3 separate regions of the Homo sapiens genome follow, and all the other regions are linked to region 1. The links are chromatin loops, found by intact Hi-C in ENCODE. Cell type or tissue: ovary. All regions are shown on one strand.

Region 1 (8,000 bases):
CATCTCAGCATGGAGAGGGCCTCTTTCAGGAAGTCCATCCTCCTGAAGCTCCTCAGAGGCACACCTGAGAAGTGGCCGGTCCCCTGACCCCACCAAGCTCAAAGCCATCTTGCTCTTACCCTGACGGTCCTGGCAGGCAGTCAAATACAGACCCAGGGCAGCTGGAGGGCTTTGCCTCAAAACATCCACAGAGAAGGTCTGCGCAGTGTGGAGTGATGACCTCAGAAGGGCATGAGAGCACACAAGTCCTACGTCCTTCAGCAAATGACACTGCCCTCCCAACCAGCTGCTGCAGCGGCATTTCCCCTGGCCTGGGCTGTTTCCCGGGCAGCTTCTGGGGTTAGGGCAGCCCTGCAGCCCTGTTCTATGTGTATATGCATTTAGTCCACACATGGAACGACTGAGTGGCTACTTTGGGCTAAAAACTGCTTTAATTTCTGGAGAAAGAGGGAAACTAAGATAAAAGTCCCTGACTCTGGGTGCCTATATTTTGGTGGAGAGACATACAATAAACAAACAAATGGCTGGGCACGGTGGCTCACACCTGTAATCCCAGCACTTTGGGAGGCTGAGGTGGGCGGACCACCTGAGGTCAGGAATTTGAGGCCAGCCTGGCCAACATGGTGAAATCCCAACTCTACTAAAAATACAAAAATTAGCCAGGTGTGGTGGCGGGCACCTGTAATCCCAGCTACTTGGGAGGCTGAGGCAGGAGAATCACTTGAACCCGGGAGATGGAGGTGGCAGTGAGCCGAGATCGCACCACTTTACTCCAGCCTGGGTGACAGAGTGAGACTGTTACAAACAAACAAACAAACAAATGAACAAGGAATGAAATTCTGGAAGATGATCGCGCACTGAATAAAATTAGCAGGTTAAGGATCAGCCTAGAGAGACTGGAGCAGAAGGATATCCTTTAGATGGGTGGTCAGGGCAGGGTTTTTCAGGGAGGGGACATCCAAGCAGAGCCCTGCACCGCGACAACAAACCAGCGTGCCAGGTCTGGGTGAAGAACTGCCCCATTGAGGGGTGAAGGCCTTGAGCTCACACAAGCTTGCTCTTCCCAAAGAGCTGCAGGAAGGTCAGGGTGGCGGGCCCAGTGGTAGAGGTAGGCAGGCTGGCACATGCCATACAGGGCTTTGGGGCCATCGTGAGCTGCAGGGGGCCAGAGGAGGCTTGTGAGTAGGGAAGGGGCATGGTGGGATCTAGGGGAGTGGGTGGAGGCCTGGGCTGGGGTGGGGAGGGGGAGCAGACAGACCTTGCTGATGGGTTGGTGGGTGGGGGAGACAAACGGCTGGGACGTGTGGGTGACCACCAGCCCTCTAATGCATCTGATTCAGCAGAGGCTGGCCTGGCAGCCATCACAAGGCAGGTTTGGCATGGGGATGCATGGCCTTCTTGGGGACAACGGAGATGTTCCCCTGCCCTGCCTTGGCAGGTGTCAGACAAGTTTGCCTTCGGCCTCTTTGACCTGGACTGGGAGGTGTTCACCCAGCACATTGAAGGCGCCATCAACAGGGTCCCCGTGCTGGAGAAGACAGGAATCAAGTCCACGGTCTGCGGCCCTGGTGAGTGACAGCCTCGGAGCTGGGGTGGGCGTCCATGGGTCCTTTGGTCTGATGACTGTTAGTAGTGATGCCCCGTGAGACCAGCCTGTGTCACACAGGGGACCCAGGGCTGTCCCCGGTCCCTCTCGCTGCTTGGCTCCAGCAGCCCTGGGTACTAGGTGTGGCCTTTATTCCCCTCTACGGGCGAGAGGCCTGGGCTTCACAAGGGCCATCATCTGCCCCAAGCACGAGGCCAGGGCCTCCTCCTGCCTCAAGGGTGGCTGGTCCTGGCTTCCCCACCTGGGCTTCTTCATCCCTAGACTTGACTTGTCCCTGGAATTCTGTGTTTTCATCTGTAAAATGGGAATAGCGGGCCACATCCCAGCACCCTGTGAGGCTGAGCCAGGAATGGAAGGGCTGAGACCTTCCCTGATGAGAGGCTTATACAGCTGTGAGTCCCAGTTCTGCCTCCAGCCCCAGCCCCCACCGCTCCCAGAGAGCACTGCCCTGGCCAGGACCCCATGCTGCTGGCCTCCCTCCTGTTCTTGGCGGCTTGCACCTGGAGGCCAGCTCAGCGGGGGAAGGTTCTTGTGTCAAGATTCCCCTAACTCTGGCCCTCCTTGCTAGCCCCAGGAGAACTTAGCTGGAAGAGGCTGGAGCAAAAAGGTGGGCTCAGCTCCCAGATGCCCCACGTGGGTCATCCACAGCGCAGCTCAGCCCCACCCCACCCTACTGGCCTGGGGAGCCTGGAAGGCTCTGCCCCAGGGGGCGGGTGTGGGGCTGAGGCTGCTGGCCTGGGGAGCCCGGAAGGCTCTGCCCCAGGGGGCGGGTGTGGGGCTGAGGCTGCTGGCCTGGGCCCTGGCAAAGGTGCACTCTCTGGGAAGCAGGAGGGGCTGCAGCTGACCTTGGCACCCCAGTGTTTATAACCACGGGACTTTGAGCCAGACGTCCCTGAGTTGAGTGTGGGGCAGCCCAGGAGCTACCGGTGACCCCAGAGCACCAGCATTCCTTCATGAGGGCATTCATTCTACATTAAGTGGCACTTCGTCGGTGGTGGAGGCAGGCACGCTCAGGGCCAGCGCCCTCCTTCTGGCAGGGGAGACCCAATGCAAGTCACTGATCACAGCCCGTGGGTGGGTGCTCTGACACGAGGCATGGGGTGACTGGGTGGCCACAGCCTGAGGACACAGACGGGCGGCCAGGAGGAGGGGCAGCCTAGCCCGGCCCTGGAGGGCGAGTCAGCGCTGGGCCTGCCGCGGATACGTGATCTGAGCAGGGGAGCACCAGGTGGGCACAGACAATCCCCCACATTGGGGTTCCAGCAGAATCACATGGTGTTCCCCACTGCTTCCTGGTAGGGGGAGCTCTGGCCCCGCTTCAGGGCTGGGAGAGAGGTTCAGGAAGACACAGTGTTGCCCCCAGGGAAACTTCGTGTCAGAAGCCTGGTGAGTCCCTCTGTGCCTTTAGTGAAGGGCACTGGAATGGGTGCCCTCTGGAGTAGGTGCATCTGTGAGATGGTGACGGAGCACTGACTCGGCAGGGTGGCCTAGGGACCAGAAGCCACAGGGGCGGTGCAGGGCATAGGCCAGGCCCAGCAGCTGTAGAGAGCATTTGAGTAGAGGTGGGCGGCACAAAGCGGGGAGCCCAGGGACTTCCACGGGCCATGCAGGGAGCGGATGAGGGCCCTAAAGACAGGGAAGAGTCCCGACACAGAAGGGCTGTGGCCACCGAGGAGTCCAGCCCCCTCTGTCCTGGCACGCTCAGCATCTGCTCAGCCGTCAGCAGGGGCTACTTGAATGAATTCGACTCCTATGGGAGCCTTTGGAGTGAAGTGCAGCCCCGGGGAGAAGCAGATAGAGCCCCAGGGGCCGGGGCAGCGTGCAGGGTAGGAGCACACAGCCGTGACTCACTGCCCCCACCCCGCAGCTTGCGTGGGTCTGGCAGCGAGAAACACAGGCCCGGAAGAATCCCAGGGGCACAGATAACCCCAGGCGTCTCTCTGTCTCTCTCTATCTTTCTCTTCCTCTCGTTTTAATTAGCCTGGGGAGCCGGTACTCCCCACGAAGCCCTATTTTGGGGAAGATGTGCAGGCAAGGACATCTTGGATCTGGTCTGTCGGCTGGATGGGAGACTGGTGGGGAATCAGCATTTCTCCTTGCCAGGCACGGCCAATGGCCTTTGGCCTCCAGGAAAGAGCAGGGAAGTCCCAGGCCCCCGTGACTTAGGGAGCGCCTGGGAGGGCAGGCAGAGCTCTCATTCCAGGATGGTGGAGCTCACCAAGGTCAGGGTGGGAGCCGCAGGCCTGGCCCCTGGCCATGTTGCCTGGAGGTCCCATGTGTCCTCGGGTTACTCAACCCGCATGAGTCATTTGTGAAACATCCAAGAGACCCTTGTTCCCTGCAGCTGCCCCTCCGCTAGCTCTTGATAGCGCTCCCCGCAGATTCCCTGTGAGGTTGTTCAGAGCTTCTTTCCTGCCCTCCCTGGGCCTAGAAATAGTTCCAGCCCTCCCAAGGTGCTCCCTGGGCCATCCCCAAACCCAGCCCAGGTTACCTCCCCAATCCCCCCTTTTTTAAAGGTCTTGCTGTGTTGCCCAGGCTGCAGAGCAGTGGTGCGATTTTGGCTCCCTGCAGCCTCTACCTCCTGGGCTCAAGCCATCCTCCCTTCTCCGCCTCCTGAGTAGCTGGAACTACAGGCTCGCTCCACCACATCCGGCTAATTTTTTGATTTTTTTGTAGAGATGCCGTCTCGCTATGTTGCTCAGGCTGGTCCTGAGCTCCTGGGCTCCAGACATCCGCCTGCCTTGGCCTCCCAAAGTACTGGGATTACAGGCGTGAGCCACTGCACCCGGCCTCAGCTCACTCTTTCTGCCCCATCGTCACCTTCTCTGGAGCCTTCCTTGTCTCTCACCCAGATGGCTGCTCCGGCCTCTGCCCTCTGCCCTGATAACCCAGGCCCTCCACGTAGGGCCCTGCCCCTCTAGCCTGCCTCCTCCACCCTCCCCTGCAGTGGCCCTGCCACCTTCTGCCCCTCAAGGAGCCCTGCCTCTCCTGGCCAGGCTCTTAGCCCAGGCTCCCCGTGGCTCTCTGCCCCCTCAGCTCCTAGCGTGGGGGCCCTGATTGCTCTCCAGGGAGCGGGACGGCACTTGCTCCTGATCTGCATGCAGAGGATGACCCCCCAGACTTGGAGCCATCCCCGTATCATCGTTCACGAACGAAGTGCCCTGGGGTCCCTCAGACCAGGGCCGGCCGCTTCCTCATCTAGAGTCTAACATGGTGTGGTGCTGGGGTGCCAACAGTAGCAGCTGGCACCTCAGTGACGCGTGGCCCTCAGTTCATCGTATTTTCTTTACGAGACCGTCTGTTTTTTGCTTATTTAAGTATTTGCTCCCTCCCTCCGTCAGCTCCTCGAGGGCTGGGACATGTCCTGCTCAGCGCTGCCTCCCAGGGCCAAGCCCAGGACATGAACGTCTGTAGGCTGGCGAGCGCACAGCTCTGTGGAGGTTCTGCTATCCCAGTTTTATAGACTAGGACGCTAAGCCTTGCTCAGAGAGGCGAAGTGACTCGCCCAATGCCACACAGCTAGGAAGGGGTGAAGCAGGTTTTGAATCCAGGACTGTGGCCACAGAGAGCCAGGGTTCCCCTCCCACCGTGTCCTGGCCTCTGTCTGAGGCTCAGCTGTGGCCGCCGGAGTGGGACATTGGTCTCCTCCCCCGCAGAAGTTGGGAGCCTTTGTTGGCTCAACAGACATTTATCAAGCACCTGCACTTGCTGGGCTCTGACCCTGTGCTGGGCGGGGGGAAGTGGAGTGAGAAAACTGGTCTCTGCCCTCTCAAGGTCCAGTGGGCAGGAGTGACAAGTCTCTGGCAGGGACACAGCAGGACGCTGGTGCACTGGGGGAGCCGCAGCATGGTCTCCAGGGTCAGAGAAGGGCTCCTTGTCGGCAGGACAACGGCCACAAGACAGCGGGACCCCACCAGGCAGAACCCAGCCAGGTCGCCGTCAGCTGGTTCTGGCAGCACACGTGGAGGGGCTCAGAGAGCACGGGCAGGAGCCAGCGGGGAGGCCCCCATGAGGAAGTGGCGCTGAGCAGGGCCTAGAGGAGGGAGGGGGTTGGGTGGAGGGGCCCCTGCAGACCCTGCCTGATCACTGCTCTCTTGGAAGACCTCACCCCAAGAGTATGTGCACTGCAAAAGGGACTCCAGGCCTCTCTCTCCTTCTTTCAGAATCCTTCACGCCCGACCACAAGCCCCTGATGGGGGAGGCACCTGAGCTCCGAGGGTTCTTCCTGGGCTGTGGCTTCAACAGCGCAGGTGAGTCCGGGCAGCAGCCCTCCTGGCCCCCAAGAGGGAGGTCCTGTCATTCCCAGAGCTCTGGGGGAGGCGGGCGCAGGAGCACCGTGGCCCCCGACAGTGGTGGGGACAGGAGAGGCTGGGGAGTCCAGCCCCTTCTGCTTCCCAGAGAGTGCACCTGTGCCAGGGTCCAGTCCAGCAGCAGTCCAATCAGGAGGCGTGCAGCACCCCAGGTGTGAGAGCAGAGCTTGGAGTGTCTGTGCTGTCCGTGGAGATGGGGGCACATGTTTGGACATGGGTGGGGGACCCTGGGGGGCAGACCGCAGCCCTGCGCTTCTCTTCCTGCCAGGAATGATGCTGGGTGGTGGCTGTGGGCAGGAGCTGGCCCACTGGATCATCCATGGGCGCCCGGAGAAGGACATGCATGGCTATGACATCAGGTAAGTGCCCATTGGGACCTAAGGGCAGGGCCCGCCACTCAGGACAGGTGGCGTGGGGTAAACAGCGAGGGCTACTGAGAAAGGAGCCTTGCCTGAAATCCAGGTGGCTTCCTGGAAGGGGCAGCAGTGAGGGAGGAAGGCCACCAGCAGAAGGTGGGCAGTGCTGAGGGGGTGGCTGGGGGGCAGGTCCACGCCCCTTTACAGCTTTGAAGATCTCTTGTCCCAGGGTCCTGCCTGAGCCCCTGGACAGCTCTGGAGTCATCAGTGGGATGGCATCACCCCACCTCACAGATGGGGAGACTGAGGCCTGGGGGCAGGAGGGAGCGGGGCTGAGCTGGGAAAACTGTGCTGAGTGTGTATGCCGCGGCTTGCAGCCAGGCAGCCCCGGCTGTCCCGTTCAATCGTACACTGACAAAGCGGCCAGGAATGAGACCCAGTGCAAGCCACTTCCTCGTCTCTAATGCAGGGTGATGGGGAGGGGCTGTGGAGGTTCTGGGAGCAGGGAGGGCATTTGTACTGGTGAGGCACCCAGCATGGGGTCTGCACATGGAAACGCTAAGTCATCCCCAGCCGAGGCATGGACTGGGGTGCTGGTGGCCAGAGCCGGTGACGGCAGCCTATCCCGATGGCCTTCTGCCAGTCAGGGCCATCTCTTGCAGAGCACAGGACAGTGGTGCAGGCGCTCCCCGGCAAGGGGGGAGGCTCCTCCTGTGTCTCGTCCTCATGGCGGTGGCCTCTCCGACCCACACAGCAGGGCCTGTGGCCCGGGCCACTCCCCGTGCGTTGTGGGGTGGCTGTCGAGGCAGGACGGCTTGGAGGGAGCCCGGCCTCCGGGTCTCTCCAGCCCACTCTGCTCCCGGCTGCTGCTGCTGGTGGACAGCCTCCCTGGGGAGGCAGTAGGTGGGTGGGCTCCGGAGGGAGAAGGCCTGGCTCAGCTCGGTGCGCCCCTCGCCTCTGCTGACCTAGTCCTTTCCTGGCCTGATGAGGACATTACGCCCACTGTGGAGAAGAATGTCTGACCCCACGGAGACAGTGACACTGAGGCCCCCCAGCTGCCACCCCTCCATGGCACCCGACACAGTGAAGCCTCCTCTGGCTGACTCAGAGCCCGTCTGGGCCTGCGCCCCTGCACTCTCCCAAGCGAGGAATGTCCCGGAAATGATAAAACTGTAAAGGACTTCAAGGAAGGGCCAATTCAGGCCCCTCCTGCTGCAAACAGCAAAATGGAGGTGACTTGCCTGAAGTCACCCGGCTTTTGAACCAGAGCCAGGTAGGGACCCAGCTCCCTCCCCAGGAGGGACAGTCTTCATGCCCTGGCCTCCCTTGGGGATTCCAGCTCTGGAACCCACCAACCAGGGTTCTGTGTGGCCTCTCTGTGCCTCTGTATCCTCGGCTGCAAAATGGAGCTGCCCAGCCTGCCCAGCTCCTGACCTGGGGCCTAGTCCCGCACTCAGCAGACAGGATGTTTGCTCATGGGCTGGCAGAGGCCCTGAGGCGACCCCTGGCAAGTTGGGGGCAGGCCTGGGCCTCCCTCGGTCAGCTGTCTTCCTTCCATCACTGGGACTTTGGCGGGAGTGTGCCATGGGCTGCTCTGGGGCTGGGAGCCAAGGGCACAGGTGGGGAGCCCCTGAGAGCTGGAGTACAGCAGGAGGAGGAGCACCCACCCTGGAGTACAGCAGCAGGAGGAGCACCCACCCTGTTGGTCCCAGACCCCTGCCAAGCAGC
Region 2 (8,000 bases), 130 kb after region 1:
TACCACGAGCGCTGGGCATCTCAGGTGAACGAGGCAGACAGAAGCCTTCATTAAGCGTCGCCTGGGCCCTGTACCATGCAAGGCAGTGGCGGGGGCTGGGGCTGGGGCACAAAATAAATAAGCTCTGGAGGGGTCCGTTCCCGTGGGCTTTACGGCAAGTGAGGGGGATGTGGCAAGAGGGACAGAAAACTAGCAGAGTCTGAAATTCAGCACGGGACGTGTGGCCCAGATGGTGGTTAGCAGGGGGTCTCCTGCCAGGGAAAGGTGGGTGTGGGGAGGGGGCTCCCGGGGGAGGCAGGTGGAGGCCCGTGTCTGGCTCTGCTGCCAGGTGTTTCCTGCCCCACCCCCAGCTCCACGCCATTCATTCCTCGGTGCCGGTGCCGCAGGAGACAACTGAAGCTTGTAAACGCAGCTGGCTCTCCCTGCCGGCTACAGAGACGAGATGGGGCCCTCAGAAGGGGACTGTTGCCCGCCCAGGCCCCCTTGCCACAGACTCTGTGGACTGGGGTGGGGGACGCACAGGGGAGCCCCATCTCACAACCTGTCCCTGTAAAAACCCGGGGTGGGAACAGGGAAGCAAAGCCATTTATAAAGCTTTAAAACCATTTATGGTCCCAGGGGGCAGATAAACAATTCAGCGCTATTCTCGCCAAATTGCCTTGGCTGGCAGTGCGGAGGCTTCAGGGAGCTGGAAGAGGGGTGGGGCTCGAGTCACAAGCAGGCGGCAGAGTAGCCTCTGCCAGGCTGTTGCTGGGCCTGACCCGCATGGCTCTGCCTCCGAGGCTTGGCCTGTGCTGTTCCCAGCACCAACAGGCCCTCTCCTTCTTCTCCCAGCCCATCCTTCACAGCCCGGCTCAGAAGCTTCCTCCTCCAGGAAGTTTCCCTCGGTTCCTCCCCCATCCGTTACCACCCTGAGCAGCCAAGTCCTCCCCTGTTCTCTCAGGCACTCAGCTTTCTCAGAGCACAAGTATCCTTGGGAGCCAAAGTGTCTGTAGCCCTTCCCGTTCTCTGCCTACCCTTGGAGGGTGTCATCTGGCTTTTTCGCCTTATCACTTGATGTTTGTTTACATTTTCATAATCCTGACTTTGTTGGGTGTCTAAATCATCTGGATTCCTGGCAGGACCAATTAAAAATCCAAGTCCCCCAGAGTTGGGAGGAATCAGCGTCTAAACCCTGCCACACCCATTGTACAGATAAGAAAACTGAACCCAGGGAGAGGCCTCTGACCCAAGGTCACCCGCAAGAGTAGAGCAGGACAGAGGCCCCGCAGACTCGTATCACCTGGGCCACAGCTGAGTAGAGTCCTGGGGTCCCCAGGGAGGAGGCTGAAGGTAAGCACTCAGGGAGGGCAGCAGGTGGTCCATATTCTTCCCCCATTAAATGAAGGGGTGGGACCTGGTCCCTCTCAGCTCTGGCGTTTGAAGTTTTGAAGTTCTGTGGTGTGTATTAAAGTTCAGGAAGGCTTCCTGGGAGAGGAGGGCACGTGCTGGGCTTTGATGGCGTGGTAGGTCCGGGGGGGGGATGGGCATCCCAGAGGGTGGGGCACAGCTAGAGCAGAGGGGAGGCAGGAGGGTGGAGGCCCAGGGAGGCCGTGTTTTTGGGAGCTGCTCGGAGTGAACTGTGGTCTGATGTCAGGCTGGGCGCTGGTGGAGCTGCCAGCGGAGTGTGTGTCTGTCGGCCATGCCTGGCCCTGGGACCTGGCGCCGTCTCGGGCGTTGCTGCTCCTCGGCAGGCGTGTATCTGCAGAGCGAGGCTGAGAGGCTCCAGCTGGACCAGCCTGGGTGTTGGAGGGTGGCTGCTGACAGCCCTGGGCACCTGGCCTGAGCCGGCACCCTTCCCGTCACGCCGCCAGGCTGCTCTCCGCTGGAGGAGACCTGGGCCCAGAGGAGCTGCAGCCAGGCGGAGCCAGGGACCGGCTGCATCTCAGACCTGAGAGAGAGCTTTGCGGCGAGCGGGGCCAGCTCCCTCAGGGACCCGATGAAGGACTCAGACCCAGGGAGGGACACGGTCCTAACATCAGCACAGCACTGAGCATGGTGCAGCTGCTGTCCCACAGAACCCCTGGGGTTCTCCCATTTTATAGAGGAGGGAACTGAGGCAGAGGAATGGAGGCACTGAAGGCCCATTCTTGCAGCTAACCAGAGGCAAAGCCAGGCTGGCACTTGGGGGTTTAGCCTGGGTGTCCTGTATGGCTCCCCAGTACCTGTCCCTGAGGGAGCACCTCAGCCCAGCCATGGCCACCTACAGTCTCCATCCTCCCTGCAGTCTCAGCCTGACAGCAGTGGGAGCCCCTCCACCCAGGCCCATGCTTCCCTATGGGAAAGCAGTGGCCCCCATTGCTATCAGTAAGCCCTAGCAGTGGGCCCTCAGCCATGGCCCGTAGTGGAGGGTGGTGCTGAATTTTAATCCCTGCATGACCACAGACAACACTCGGGCACGAGCCTCCACCTCCCTCAACCCCTCCCAAGCTGTGTGAGTGCCCTCATTGATGAAGTGGGGCCATAATTACCTGGGTGCAAATAGCAAAAATGCCCTCCAGGTGACATACACACAGTAGGTGACATACACACAGCAGGAGTCACTCTGCAGGTGTCGGGGAGGGATCGGCACCTGAGTCAGGACCACAACAGCAATCTCTCCGGCAGCTGTGGCCTTCCTCGCTCCCTCCGGGGACCAGCGCCTTCTGACTCTCCAACATGTGGCTGAAAACCCCACCCGTGGCTACAGCCTGGCCACAGCCTGAGCACTCATGTCTCTACCCAAGGTCAAGCGACCAGCAGGGACCGGCCAGTGTCTCAGGCCTTAATTCCATTTCCCAGGAGAGAGGCCGGCTGGCCCAGCCTGGGGTGCACGTCCATCCCAAACCCAATAAACTGTGGCCGAAAGGACAGCAGCAGAGGGCTCAGAAGTGGCCACCAGCCTCTTGGCTCAGGGCACAAAGAAGAGGGCCATGGCTGGGCCAGCACCCCCAAACCTGCTATCAGCACAGTGTGTGCTTCCCCAAAGGAGCTGTGGCATTCAAGGCATTCACGTGGAGGAGACATGGGGTTCAGCAGTCGGGGTAGGGTGGCAGGGGCCCCAAGGTGGATGGTAGCAGCGGATCCAGCCCTGACCTGACCCAGATCCCTCATCTTACTGGTGCTGGGGCCTGGGCGGGTCATTTCTCTCCAGGCCTCGGTTTGCTCCCTAGTGGGATCATTTGAACATCAAAAAGAATCATGACTGCAGTGGACTGAAACGCATCAAATATATTTTCAAAAATCAGTGAGATTGCACTGGGCAAGTTTCCACGTAGAAAGGCAAGCTGGGGCAGACAACAGGCTGGGACCAGTAGGCACGCGGGGCCTGCAAAGGGGGCAGGGTCACTTTTGGTTCACTGAGAGGTGTGGATCTGGGCTGGCCTGTTCTCCGTCCTCTCGGCACACACACAGCCACAAACCTCAGGGCACCAGCTCATTCTGATCCCTGATAAAGGGAGGAATGGAACCTCTGAGCCTTCCCTCTGCAGGCCGCATGCTAGGGTAACCACACAGATGATAAAGGCATGTGCTTTAGAGCTTTTTCAAGAAGAACTGGAGCTCATAAACGTGGAAAGAAGGATAACATTTGGAAAGTCACTACTTTGTAACTCCTAGTGAAGTAACAGATCCAGGTCACGCACAGGATGCTGCAGCAATGGGCTGGGAGACCCCCCGGAATCTGGCAATGGAAGAACTGGCCGAGAGCAGCTGCAGTCATTAGCTGATTGTGACGTCAAGATGAGGGGGACAGCAGACACCAGGCCCCTGGGAGTGATGCAACAGGAAGCCAGTTTAGAGGAGAAACACTGATAAAGGAGCATGTTCAATGCCATGCGAGGAATCCCGGCCAGCTCCAGTGCCTGGAAAATTCTGTCAGATAAACAACCCAGTTTCTCCAATAAACAACATGGGGGTGCGGGGCGTGAATGGGTTTTGAGCTGTTCTAGAGCAAAAGGAGCCAAAAGCAAGTACATCCTGATTTGAACTAACCAACCGTAAAAAAGGCATTTCAGAGACGACAGGAGAAAGCTAAACGTAGGCTGGGTAATTTTTTTAAAATCCTCCTCCGTCAGATGCTGCACTGGAGTATTTATGGGTAAAGTGATATGCTCTGTGATTTCCTTTAAAATACTCCAATCTCTTCCTCCACCCCATACCCCAGCAAGAAAAAAAAATAAAAATGAGGCTTGGGAAATTGAGGAAGGGAAGTGGCGCCAGCTCCCACTGCTCTGTGAGAGGTGATTGTGAAGAATTTAGGAATTTTGTAAGCCGCTTGTCAAACCTTGCTTGAACTGAAACTGGCCATGGTAAGAAAATCTACACCACAAAAATCAGCAAATGCTCCCAGCCGGGTGCTTTGAGAGCTGGTTTATCAGCACAGCCCAGGACAGGGATGAGCTGAATGCAGCAGCCACTGACAGCATCACTCCAGCCTCCCTGCGTTGTGTTTGATGGACATTTTCCACAAGAAGGAGTTTGCAAAGGGCATGTCCCTAGGCCTGGAAATCCCACTTCTAAGAATGTATCCTGAAAGCCACTGAAGCAGGTTCAGGTGGTTCCCATTACTTAGCTACAAAGACGCTTATTAAAACATTGCTAAAAATATTTCTTTAATGTAAGAAGCCCAAACGTCAGGCAGGAATTGGTTTTCAGTTTTGCAAGATGAAAAATTCTGGAGATTAGTTGCCCAACAGTGTGAAATATAATTCATGCTACTAAGCCGCACACGTACAAATGGTGAAGATGGTACATTTTATGTGTGCTTTACCACAATTAAGCATTTTAAAGAAAAGGAGTCAGTTACATGAAACAATGGAATCGGGTTAGAGACTATGTTGCAGAAGAAAATTTAAGGATATGGCAGAATAATGGTGACTGTGTGAGATGAAAATGCAGGGAAGCAGGTTACAAAACCATATGTTCGGCCTGACTGCATTTGGGTAAATTTAAAAACGTGCAAGCTTGTAGAGCCAGGCTGGAAGGGCGCCATTCATTGACAGCATGCTACACTAAGCATGGAGAGACACGCTTGTAAAAGTGTCACAAAACCCTGTGCTATTAGCATCCACCTTCTACGGATGTGGAAGCTGAGGCTGGGAGAGGGGCAGGGACAGAGGCCAGCTGAGGCAGAGCAGGACCTGGGCTCCTGCTGCACCCCGTCCCCGGCAGAGCCCCTGCCTCTCACAGGCACATCCTGGGGTGCTTTTTTCCCCTCAGCTTGTCTTCTCAGTTCTCTAGAATAGCACGAGTGACTTTTGTGGTGAGGAAGCGTGATGCTCTAAAGCTGGCGGCGTGTGTTGCAGGCTGTTGATGGAGAAGGGGGCGGATGACAGCCGGGACCGTGGTCATCACCGGGGGCATCTTGGCGACTGTGATTTTGCTCTGCATCATCGCTGTTCTGTGCTACTGCCGGCTCCAGGTATTCCCGGGCGGCGGGGAAGGGGACAGGGCAGGGAGGCCCAGAGGGTGCCCCTACCTCGGGAGGGAGCCCCGCCTGAAGGTCACAAGGGTCACGGCCCGGGAAGTGGGGAAGAGCCCTGTGGCAGAGAAGACACACAGCAGAAGGCAGCAGGACCCTACCATGGGGCTCAGTAAGATGCGCCTGACTCCCCTCACCCAGAGCTTATAAAGAGGCTCAGAGACGGGAAGGGACTTAGCCAAGGGCACCAGCTGCCCAAAAGGAGTGTCACAGTGAGCAATCCTTCCCACCTGCACTCCAGGGCCATCCAGAGTCTCCATGTCTCCCTGAGAGATGAGGGGGAGCCATCGGGGCAGGGCGAGGCAACACAGCTGCCAGTGCCTGTGACCCCCGGCTCTGCTGATGTGGGGCTGCGAACCCCTCCACGCCTCAGTCTCCCCACCTGCAAAATGGAGATAACAGTCACACCTGCACGTTGCTGGGCGGAAGAGATGAGTGGATCGTTGTGAAGTGCTCAGCACTGCGCCTGGCCTGAGTGAGACCCATAGCACTGGTTAAACAGCTGAGGTGTCAGGCCTGGGCTTGGGCCACCCCACTCCCACCGTGCCTATCTCCCCTCCCCAGTCAGGGGTAGCCTTTCCCACATGTCGGTTCTGGGGTGGGAGCGGGCGGCCGCATGGTCACCGTCCCTCTGCCCGCAGTACTACTGCTGCAAGAAGGACGAGTCGGAGGAGGACGAGGAGGAACCAGACTTCGCCGTTCACTCGCACCTGCCCCCGCTGCACTCCAACCGCAACCTGGTGCTGACCAACGGGCCGGCGCTCTACCCCACCGCCTCCACCTCCTTCAGCCAGAAGTCCCCGCAGGCCCGCGCCCTCTGCCGCAGCTGCTCCCACTGCGAGCCCCCCACCTTCTTCCTGCAGGAGCCGCCGGAGGAGGAAGAGGACGTGCTGAACGGCGGGGAGCGCGTGCTCTACAAGAGCGTGAGCCAGGAGGACGTGGAGCTGCCCCCGGGGGGCTTCGGGGGCCTGCAGGCGCTCAACCCCAACCGCCTCTCAGCCATGCGGGAGGCCTTCGCCAGGAGCCGCAGCATCAGCACCGACGTGTGACCTGGGCCCGCCCCCGGGATCCTGGCCTTGAAGGTCCTGAGACAATGGGGGGATTCCTTTGGCACACCCACCTGGCCCCAGGCCCCAAGTGGGGCTTGGCTGAGCCCTCCTGGAATCCCTGTCCTCAGGGGAGGCCCAGGCTTGGGGAGCCCCCAGGCTCGTGGCAGGGATAAGGCTCATTGAACACAAATGTGTCCTGGGGGGAGGCACAGCTGGGGCCTGGGGCTAGAAGGACCAGGTGACCATACAGCCGGCTGGGCATGCACCAGGGCTCTCAGGCACAGAGGCCACCGTTACTCCTGATGATTCTGTCTCAGACCCAACAACCTGGCCTTCCCAGGAGGTCTCCATGTGTCACCCCCTCCCTGGGTCTCACCCTTCTCACCTGCTCAAGGAAGGGATGACCTCAGTGAGGCCCAGGGCCCTGCAGCAAGGCCCTCCCTGGCAATTGCAGACCAAGGATTCTGCTCCTCCACCTTGAACTCCAGCCTCTTTCTCTCCATTTTTCCCTCTCTCTCCCCTACCCGTCTCTCCCTCTCTCTCACACACACACTCTTCCGGGTTCAAGGGCCAAGTGTCTGCCTAGGCTGAGACACGTGCTGAGCTCCCTGAAGATGGACCAGCTGCCCCCTAGAAGGGAGACTTTCAGGGGCATCAGGGCCCTTGGGATGCTCCGCCCTGACCAGCTTTTTGGTGGCAGAGGGAGGCACGGGGAGAGGGAGAGGCCATGTCGCAGTCCCCCTGCCGTGGGAGAGGCAACGTGGAAATGTATAGACCCAGTGCTCAGCCAGAAACAGGGCCAGCAAGCGGCAGTGAACGGAGGCAGCCCGGGGCTCGTCAGGGGCAGAGCCATGGCCCAGGGGTTGAAAACCCCCGAGTTCCCCGTGAGACTTGGCTGGCCCTTCCCACCCCTGGGCCTCAGTCTCCCCATCTTGTGTGATGAGGAGAGACCCTGAGGACAGAGGTCTTCAGGCTGTGGGTCTCAACAGGAACTGAGATCCCCAAGGGAGACAGAGTTGCAGGTCACCTCCCCTACCTGCTTCTCAGCAGGACCTAGGAGGCCTGGCCCAGCTCCTGGTGGACCCCAAGCAGCCAGAGCCTACTGCTGCCATCTGAAGACCTCATCTGAGCCCACTTTCCACCAAGCGCCCACCCAGGCTGAGGTCTCCTGGGAATTCTCACCCGCTCTCCTGCTGCTAAGGAAATGACGTCAATGGCTACCCCAGAGAAATGCCCCACATCCCAGGACACCAGCCATCAGGAAGGCAGCTCTTCCTCACCCAGAAAGAGGCAATTATTTCCTCTCAGCAGCCTGGCCCCAGGAGCCCCCTTCCCTCTCTGGGGCTCTGCCTCTCCTTTTGTGCCCTGCCATGGAGCCCCAGGGCCGGGGCAGCCCCTCTCTGCCCAGGGAAGGCACCGCCCTCAAAGACAAGGCTTGGCCGGGCAGTGAC
Region 3 (8,000 bases), 210 kb after region 1:
TGTTTCCAGACGGTGCCACCGGCTTGGGAGTGGTTGCCCAGGTCCACTGCCCATGGAAAGAGGGCGGTTATTTGTCCTAGAGTCACCCCCTGTTGCCTCCAGGGCTGGGAGATAGCTGGCTCCGCTCCTGGGCTGGGGACAGGGTGGCCCTCTAGGCCCCTCCCCCATACGGTCGCTCTGACACCCTGGCCTGGTGGCCCCATCTGCTGCCCTCCCTGATGGCCTGGCATCCCCCAAGTCTCAGGGGCCCTGGCCTGCCCCTTCCTCACCTGGCGTCCCTCCTGGCCTTGAAGGGCAGGCATAGAGGACAGCCAAGCTCAGCCCTTTCCTGGCCCCGGAGTCTTTGAATGCAGAGCAGCCCAAGGCTGGCGCCCTCTCCCCAGCTCTCAGGGTATGAGCAAGCCAAGGCTCCAGCATCCAGGGCTCCAAGCCCATCCACCCAGCAGGGGAACTGGAACATGTCCTACGTGTCCCCATCATAGGGCTGAAGACACCCAACTTCTAAGCCCTGACCTGGGGTTGAGGGACAGGCATGGCACTGCCTCTGTACGCTTCCAGTCCACCTGAGGAGGTGCACACATGCCTGCACACACACCACACATACACACATGCACGTGCACACATGTACACACTCCATACACCACACACCACACATACACACATGTGCACACATGTACGCACTCCATACACCACACATACACGCATGTGCACACATGCACGCACTCCACACACCACACGTACACACATGTGCACACTGCATACACCACACACACTACACATACACGCAAGTGCACCCATGTATGCACTCCATACATACACACACCACACATGCACGTGCACACATGTACGCACTCCATACACCACACACACCTACACACACGTGCACACATGTACACACTGCATACACCACACACCACACATACACACATGTGCACACATGTATGCACTCCATACACCATAAACACACCACACATACATGCACGTGCACACATGTATACATTCCATACACCACACACACCACACATACGTACACATGCATGCACACACATACACACTCCATAAACCACACATACACACATGCACGTGCACACATATAAACACTCCATACACCACACATACACACATGCACGTGCACACATATACACACTCCATACACCACACATACATGCACATGCATGCATGTACACACTCCATACATCACATACACACACGTGCACATATATACACACTCCATACACCACACACCACACATACACACATGCACATGCACACACGTACACGCTCCATAGACCACACATACACATGTGCACACATATACACACTCCATACACCACACACACCACACACACGTGCACAAATGTACACACTCCATACACCACACATACACACACATATGTGCACACATATGCACACTCCATACACCACACACACACCACACATACACGTGCACACATGTACACATGCCATACACCACACATACACACGTGCACATATATACACACTCCATACACCACACATACACACACGCATGTGCACACACATACACCCTCCATAAACTACACATACACACCACACATACACACACGCACGTGCACACATGTACACACTTCATACACCACACACCCACACACGCTACATGCACTGTGAAAAGACGGGGTGTCCTTGAATCAGCGTCTTCCCCTCTGGCCCCGTGTGGAGACCACATAAGCCTCACACCAGGCTTTGTAGGGGACAGGCTCTGGGGACCCCGTAGCTGGAGAGCCCTGGACATCCCTGCAGAAGCAGGCACCTGCACGGTGGCCGCCCCACCTCCCTCCCCACCACAGCAAGCAGCCAGCACCCCCCTTTCCCGCTTCGCAGCAGCAGCACATGGAAAGTTGGAGGCGGCAGGCCACTCCGAGCAGGGCGGCGACGAGGGCCCTGCCAAGCGCGAAGGGCCACACTGGCAGGCTCCTCACTGCAGCGATTTACGAAGGCCGCCCAGAGCCTGGCCAAGTCTGTAAGTCACGGACAATTAGGAGGCGCGCTCCAGCCCTCAGTCCCTGCCCACCACTGCAGGATCCCGGGCTCCAGGCCCAGCCTCGACCCTCCCGACAGGGGCAGGCCCCTCCCCTTCACAGGCGACCCCTCGGGGGCCCCAGGACACAGTCCTGAGCCCACTTTGCCAATAAGGACTCCGAGGGCCAGGGACGTCAGACAGCTCGGGACAGTGGCTGCTGGGTGGGAGACGGTGCCAGGGTCTTGCCAGTCCCCCCAGCTGTGTCTCCCTCCCATGGCCTCAGGCACCACGGCCCACTTTGACATCTTGGGGGCTCTGACCAGGGAGCCAGGTAGGGAGCACCCGGGAGGGGCCACCCTGCTCCCTTGACACCCAGAATGGTCACCCCAACGCTGCAAGTTAACAAGAAAGAAACATTATGGCCTGCAGATGCAAACACCTCTGAATCCCTATGTCTGCCAGCCCCGAGGGCGTCGTGTCCCTGGAATCTGAGAAAGGGCCTCCAAGGCCGCCCCAGCCAGAACTCCCTCTCCCCAGCCCTGATCGGGAGACCTGGGGACTGTGAGTTCAGTTCTTGGAAAAGTAGTTCTAGATGTCACTAGGAGTCCCCAGCTAGCACTGGCCAAGAGGACTTGCTTTAGCAGTGGGGATGCTCTGGGCTGCCCAACACGCCTGGTGCCTGGGCATCTGCAACGTAGCTGGTACAACCCCAAACCTGGATCTTTAAATGTTATCCTCATTTTAAATAATTTAAGTTCGAATAGTCACATGGGTCCGGCCAGGTGCGGAGGTTCACGCCTGTAATCCAAGCACTTTGGGAGGCCGAGGTGCGCGGATCACGAGGTCAGGAGATCAAGACCATCCTGGCTAACACGGTGAAACCCCGTCTCTACTAAAAATACCAAAAAAAAAGTCACATGGGTGGCGTTGCCGATGAAATACAGGACGCCCAGTTGCGTTTCAATTTCAGATCTATAGCAGACGATCATGCAGCATAAGCGTGCCCCGGGAGCTATTGGAGAGACACTTGCGTGAGACACGCCTATACCAAAAAATGATTCATCGTGTATCTGAAATCGAGTTTATCCCAGAGTGTTCTGTTTGATCAGGCAGCCCTGTCCATGTGGCTGGTGGTTACTGCATAGGACGGTGCATCTGCTGGAAACAAAAGGGATGGGACAGCTCTGAGGACTCTTGGTGACTGAATGACCATGTGCTCCCACAGCTGGATCATTTCCCACTCTGGGGGGATGGGTGGGCACACACCCAGCAACAGCCTCCCCGAGCCTGGGAGCAGAAGCAGCCTGGGCCCCACCCATCCCAGTGCCAGGGTCAGCCACGCCCCAGCCCCACACTCCGGCCCCGACCTGCCCACGCCTGTGCCCCGTGCTGGGGCACACACCACACCCCCTCCTGGCACACATAGCAGGAGCCCAGCTCAGGGGAGAGTGCTGCACACCTCAGGCAGCACCAACGCGGAGACGTATTCTAAACACTCAACAGCAATGTAAACAAAACAGGCTATTGTAGCAGCCACCTCCAGCTCCCGGCAGCTCGTGTGAGGCTGGCATGGCACGGGGCAGTGCCCCCTGCCAGGCCGTCCTCTGTTTGCACAAGCGGAGGCGTTTTTGTCTAAGGGCAGTCTGTGTGCTGTGGCCTTTGTCGTGTCTGCTACTGAAATTTCCTGTCTCTGTTATTCTCTTCTCCAGTAAGACGATCTGAAACCCAAAACTTTTATTGCCCCTTTTAAAAAGGCTTTACAGCTCCCCATCTACTTCATAGACTGTCCCGCTCTCGGGGCTGGGATTGTAGTTAGGGCAAGCACGCTGGACGCCGGGAAAGGAATTCACCCTGGTCTCAGCCGCAGGGGCTTGGCTAGGAGGATGTGGAGGAGGGGTGGGCAAGGGATGTTTCTGCAGAGTCGGCAGGAAGCCCCGGGGTGTAAATCTCTTTGCCGGTTAGCTTGTTACCAAAGCAAGCTGCCTAAGGTGGTTAGAGGCAGCAGAGAGTGCTTGCAGCCCTGGGGCCCCCTGCCAGGCCACCTCTCCATGGCCAGGTGACCTTGGGGCCATTTCTGCCCATCTCTGCATCCAGATTCCCCACCTGTGAATGGGAACAGCAGCCTCACCCCGCCGACCACGCGGGCCCCTTTGAGTAAATTAAGTCAGAGGCTGGCTGGCTGGAAAGGTGTCAGGGAGTTTAAAAGGCAGAAGAGGCAGGAAGCAGATGGGGCAGGTGGGGGTCAGGACCCCAGCTCTCCCTCTATGAGCTCAGGCAAGTTCCCTGCATTCTCTTGGCCTTGGTTTCCCCTTTTATAATAGTGCCTGCCTCATATGGATGTTGTTAAGATTAAATGACACATTTATTATAAAGCATCCAGCACAGTATTTTTTAAAATACTTCTTTTAATGGCAATCATTATTATTTTCATTATTATTGGTCAAGGGCAAAACAATGAATCTCTAGAATTTTTTTTTTTTTTTTTTTGAGACTGAGTCTCACTCTGTTGCCCAGGCTGGAGTGCAGTGGCGCAGTCTCGGCTCCACCACAACCTCTGCCTCCCAGGTTCAAGTGATTCTCCTGCCTCAGCCTCTCAAGTAGGTGGGACTACAGGTGTGCGCCACCATGCCCGGCTAATTTTTGTATTTTTAGTAAAGACGGGGTTTCACTATGTTGGCTGGTCTCGAACTCCTGATCTCATGATCCACCAGCCTCAGCCTCCCAAAGTGCTGGGATTACAGGTGTGAGCCACCGTGCCCAACCAAATCTCTAGAATTTAAGAGGGGTCTCTATCCTTACCATCAGGGAGTATTCACTGCAGTTAAGGAACCAAATACCCACATTTGCCAAGGAAACAAATTGCTTCATACCAAGTGCCCAAGAATTATGGATGAAGAAAGTAAGGAAGGAAGGCTGCCTGGAAGAGGCAGGTTGGAGACTGAAGCTAGAAAAGCAAAGTGGACTGAACCGTGCGAGCCTGCAGATGCCCGACCCTCGGGCCGTGTCTATGATGGCTTTGTCATTCCATGGTTCTGAGTCTGGCCATGCCCCTGTGCCCTGCACCTCCCCAGACCTGCTGCACCCTTCCCACTGGGGCAGCAAGAAAGCCACCACTGCCCACGTGGAGAGAACGGTGCCAGCAGGAGACTGTGTGTCCATTGCCGGCTTCTGTCCCAGGACAGGGAGACAGACTGAGTCTGGGGTGTGTCTGTCCTGTGTTCATGGTCACCTGTGGCCAAAGGTGGAGGAAAAATGTGGCTTTGCTGGGCTTTTCTCCTGCCCTCCCTCAAGGGGGAGGATTTGTGGCCGACTGAGCCCATGAGCAGGACTTGGGAGGCAGACACAGGCTGGCCTCGTGGCGTGGCCTTGCGTGTGAAAGTACTGACGGGTGACCCTTCCCCTCCAACCATCTCGGGTGAATCGTGCCCTGTGTCATATCACCAGCTCTGCCCTGGTCTTGCTGTGCCGCCCCAACGCTTGACCTGAAACAGCAGGAAACAGGGGGCTCGGTCCCAGGGCCCAGTTTAAACGTCGCCCCTTCCTGAGTGTCTCCATGTGCCGCACAGCTTTCCCAACCCCAAGGAGTCACACAAGTCCAGCAGACCTGGGCTCTGCCTTCCGATGGTGCACAGACTGATGGGGGAGGCAGACCCAGAACTGAGCCATCGCGGGGGATTGGGGGAGTGAGGCGCTGGGTCAGAAAGGCTGCCCAGTGCGGGCGCTGCTGGGAGACCCGAAGGAGAAGGGGCCAGTGGCCCAGGGAGAGGGAGAAAGATCTAACAGGGTTTGTCTGGGAACTGCACAAGGTGGGCGTCAGTGGGCAGGTTCTAAGGATGTGAGGGTTTTAGGTGGGGGAGCCTGACAGTGGGTCTGGCTTCCATGAAGAGGTGGGCAGTGGCAGAAAGAGACCAGGAAGGCTGCTGCCCATCGGGAGGGAGCCAAGTCCACCAGGCAGGAGTGTGGGGAGGAGGGAGGCGCTGGGAGAGCGAAGGTGGCATCAGCAGGGCTCACTGGGGGCCCACCAGTCCCCCAGCTGGTTTTCCAGTGGTGCAAAGCCCAGTCATCGGTGACTGGTGGTGCCTGGGACGTGTGTCCCTCCAGCAGTTCTCAGCCATGGCCCCCAGCCTGCGGGGAGCTGCCCTGGTCTGGGAGGGGTATTGAGGCAAATTGTTGCCAGCAATCATAGCTCAAAGCTTTTGGACAGCTGGCTTGTGTCTTAAAGCCACACAGAGTCAAGGTCACCCCCAGTTACCTAGTCATTCGTTCCCCTGCAGCCTTTGTACGACGGAGGTGGCGGGAGAGCCGTCGCTCAGGGCCCAGCCTGCATCACACAGGCCAAGACCATGCCCAGCAGGCCAGGGGCGGATGTGGTCCCATGAAGCCTGGAAGCTCGACCCAGGCTGGGAGTGTCTAAATCAGCATCGCGTTCCCGCGCTCCGCCTGGCGGGCCGTAGGCAGGCACTTAACAAATATTTGTCAAATGAATGGATGAGTGGATTTTTCCATATCTGTCTTGGCAAGGGCAGGTTTATGCCTCCCTGACGAGTCCACATGCAAAAAACAGTTAGTCAGTGACCACAGAAGACAGCCTTGACCCCGCTGACCTGCACACCGGCCGCAGGCGGGAGCAGGCCATGAGCCAGAAAGGAACTGGCTCTGGAGTACCCACCCTGGGGCTGTGTGTCCTTGGGTAAGGCCCTTCAGTCCCCAAAACTTCCAGCAGTGACACCTGCTTATCCTGCCGGGGCCATCGGACCCAGCCCCACCCACCCCCCCACTGAGAACCTGGCCTGGGTTCAGTCCCGCCCTGGGCCAGGAAGGCAGCAGAGGTGCACCGGCCCCTCAGGCTCATCGGCAAACTGCACCATGTTGTCAAGCTGCCATCCTGTCTACGGTGATAGGGACATGACCCCACGCCCCCCACCCGCACACACTGTGGAGAAGCAAAAGAGACAAAAGCTGCATCCTGCACACAGGGGAACCCCTTTAGCCAGGGGGCCCAGGCTCACCCCAGGAGGAGCCCAGAGGAGCCAGCAGACGGCCATGACCACCCCAAGCTTAGGGCCAGTGGCCGGGCCTGGCCAGGGCTTCTGCCCAATCACTCCCTTCCCTTCCGAGAAGCTGGGTCCCTTGGGCCTTCATTGGGTTTTGTTTTCCTAACAGCTAGGCTAACGGGAGCCTGCTGGCCTAGAGCCCCGGCTGGAGCCAGGCTATCGAGTAGCTGCGGCCACATCTGGAAGACGTTTGGGCAGAGTTCGGCCCCCGCACCACAGCAGGCTGATAAGCGTCTGCTGCTGGCTTGGAGCTCCGGGAAGCTGCAGCCTCAGACCACCGGCCCTGGCTGCCTGAGCCTTCCAGAGGTAGGAGAGGAGGGGCAGAGGAAACTGGGGCGTTCTCTGGCCCCTGGCCTGCCAGCCCATTCCAGAAACCACAATGGCAGAACCAAAGATGTCAGCACAGAAGGCAGCCTAAGAGGCCCCAGAGCTCCACTTGTCCCTCCTGCAGACACCTGCTCTTCTATGCTGGGTCCCATGGTGCCTTCGCCCTACCAGTTGTCGAGATCACTCCCGTGACGGTCTTTAGGCCTGGACCAGGCTCTCGCACCTGGGACCACTTCCTCATCACCATGCATCTTAGTCATCTTGGCTTCCCCATCTCACCAGCTGGAAAACCAAGGATCCACGGAGTGTCTGCATGGGTGAGACCTCACACTGACAGAGCCAGGACACGGCCCCAAGTTTGGGGTCTCTGAGTCCTGTGTGCTGTACACTGCACTCACGGCCTCCTTTGTCCTGCCCTGTTCTGCCACTGGATGGCCCAACAGAGGTCTTCACTGTGGACCAGCGAAGCCCCTAGGCACCGCCTCCTGAGCTGTGAGCTCGCAGGGATCTTGGCTGTTGGGCTCATCACAGTGCAGTGGGACAGAATTCTAGGCAGCCAAGTGCCTGACTGATCCCACAGACAGCACCCAGCAAGTAACAAGTACATGAATCAGAAAACA

Evidence for each region. Hi-C counts contacts between places; a loop is a spot of excess contacts. Peaks named below come from ENCODE experiments on the same cell type or tissue, not always from the same donor. Only the 100,000 strongest peaks of a DNase experiment are listed, where the experiment ranks them.
Region 2: it touches region 1 in a loop (1.9-fold over the local background); 20 of 110 quality-filtered maps call a loop at or near these places.
Region 3: it touches region 1 in a loop (2.1-fold over the local background); 4 of 110 quality-filtered maps call a loop at or near these places.

The regions. Positions count from the first base shown.
Region 1 is chr9:133,710,894-133,718,893 of GRCh38, reverse strand. It overlaps SARDH (sarcosine dehydrogenase), which reads left to right. Exons shown (of 21, transcript NM_001134707.2): 8 at 1,439-1,568; 9 at 5,770-5,856; 10 at 6,185-6,275. Among named protein-coding and RNA genes, the nearest start is that of SARDH, 23 kb to the left of the region's middle. RefSeq lists enhancers at 1,886-2,587, 2,588-3,291, 6,808-7,511. In ovary, no CTCF peak of the experiment used is centred here; DNase peaks (open chromatin) are centred at 2,123, 2,653, 3,373, 3,883 and 9 weaker places; H3K27ac peaks cover 1,920 bases.
Region 2 is chr9:133,577,571-133,585,570 of GRCh38, reverse strand. FAM163B (family with sequence similarity 163 member B) reads left to right here. Exons shown (of 3, transcript NM_001080515.3): 2 at 5,325-5,440; 3 at 6,142-8,000. The coding sequence starts at 5,348. The coding sequence ends at 6,549. LOC124902296 (a long non-coding RNA gene) reads right to left here and starts at 6,133. Exons shown (of 2, transcript XR_007061833.1): 1 at 5,731-6,133; 2 at 3,232-3,786. RefSeq lists an enhancer at 7,346-7,961. In ovary, no CTCF peak of the experiment used is centred here; a DNase peak (open chromatin) is centred at 3,760; H3K27ac peaks cover 4,476 bases.
Region 3 is chr9:133,505,267-133,513,266 of GRCh38, reverse strand. No RefSeq gene overlaps it. Among named protein-coding and RNA genes, the nearest start is that of MYMK, 16 kb to the left of the region's middle. RefSeq lists enhancers at 1-629, 3,566-4,285. In ovary, a CTCF peak has its summit at 6,430; DNase peaks (open chromatin) are centred at 3,866, 6,426 and 7,176; H3K27ac peaks cover 2,291 bases.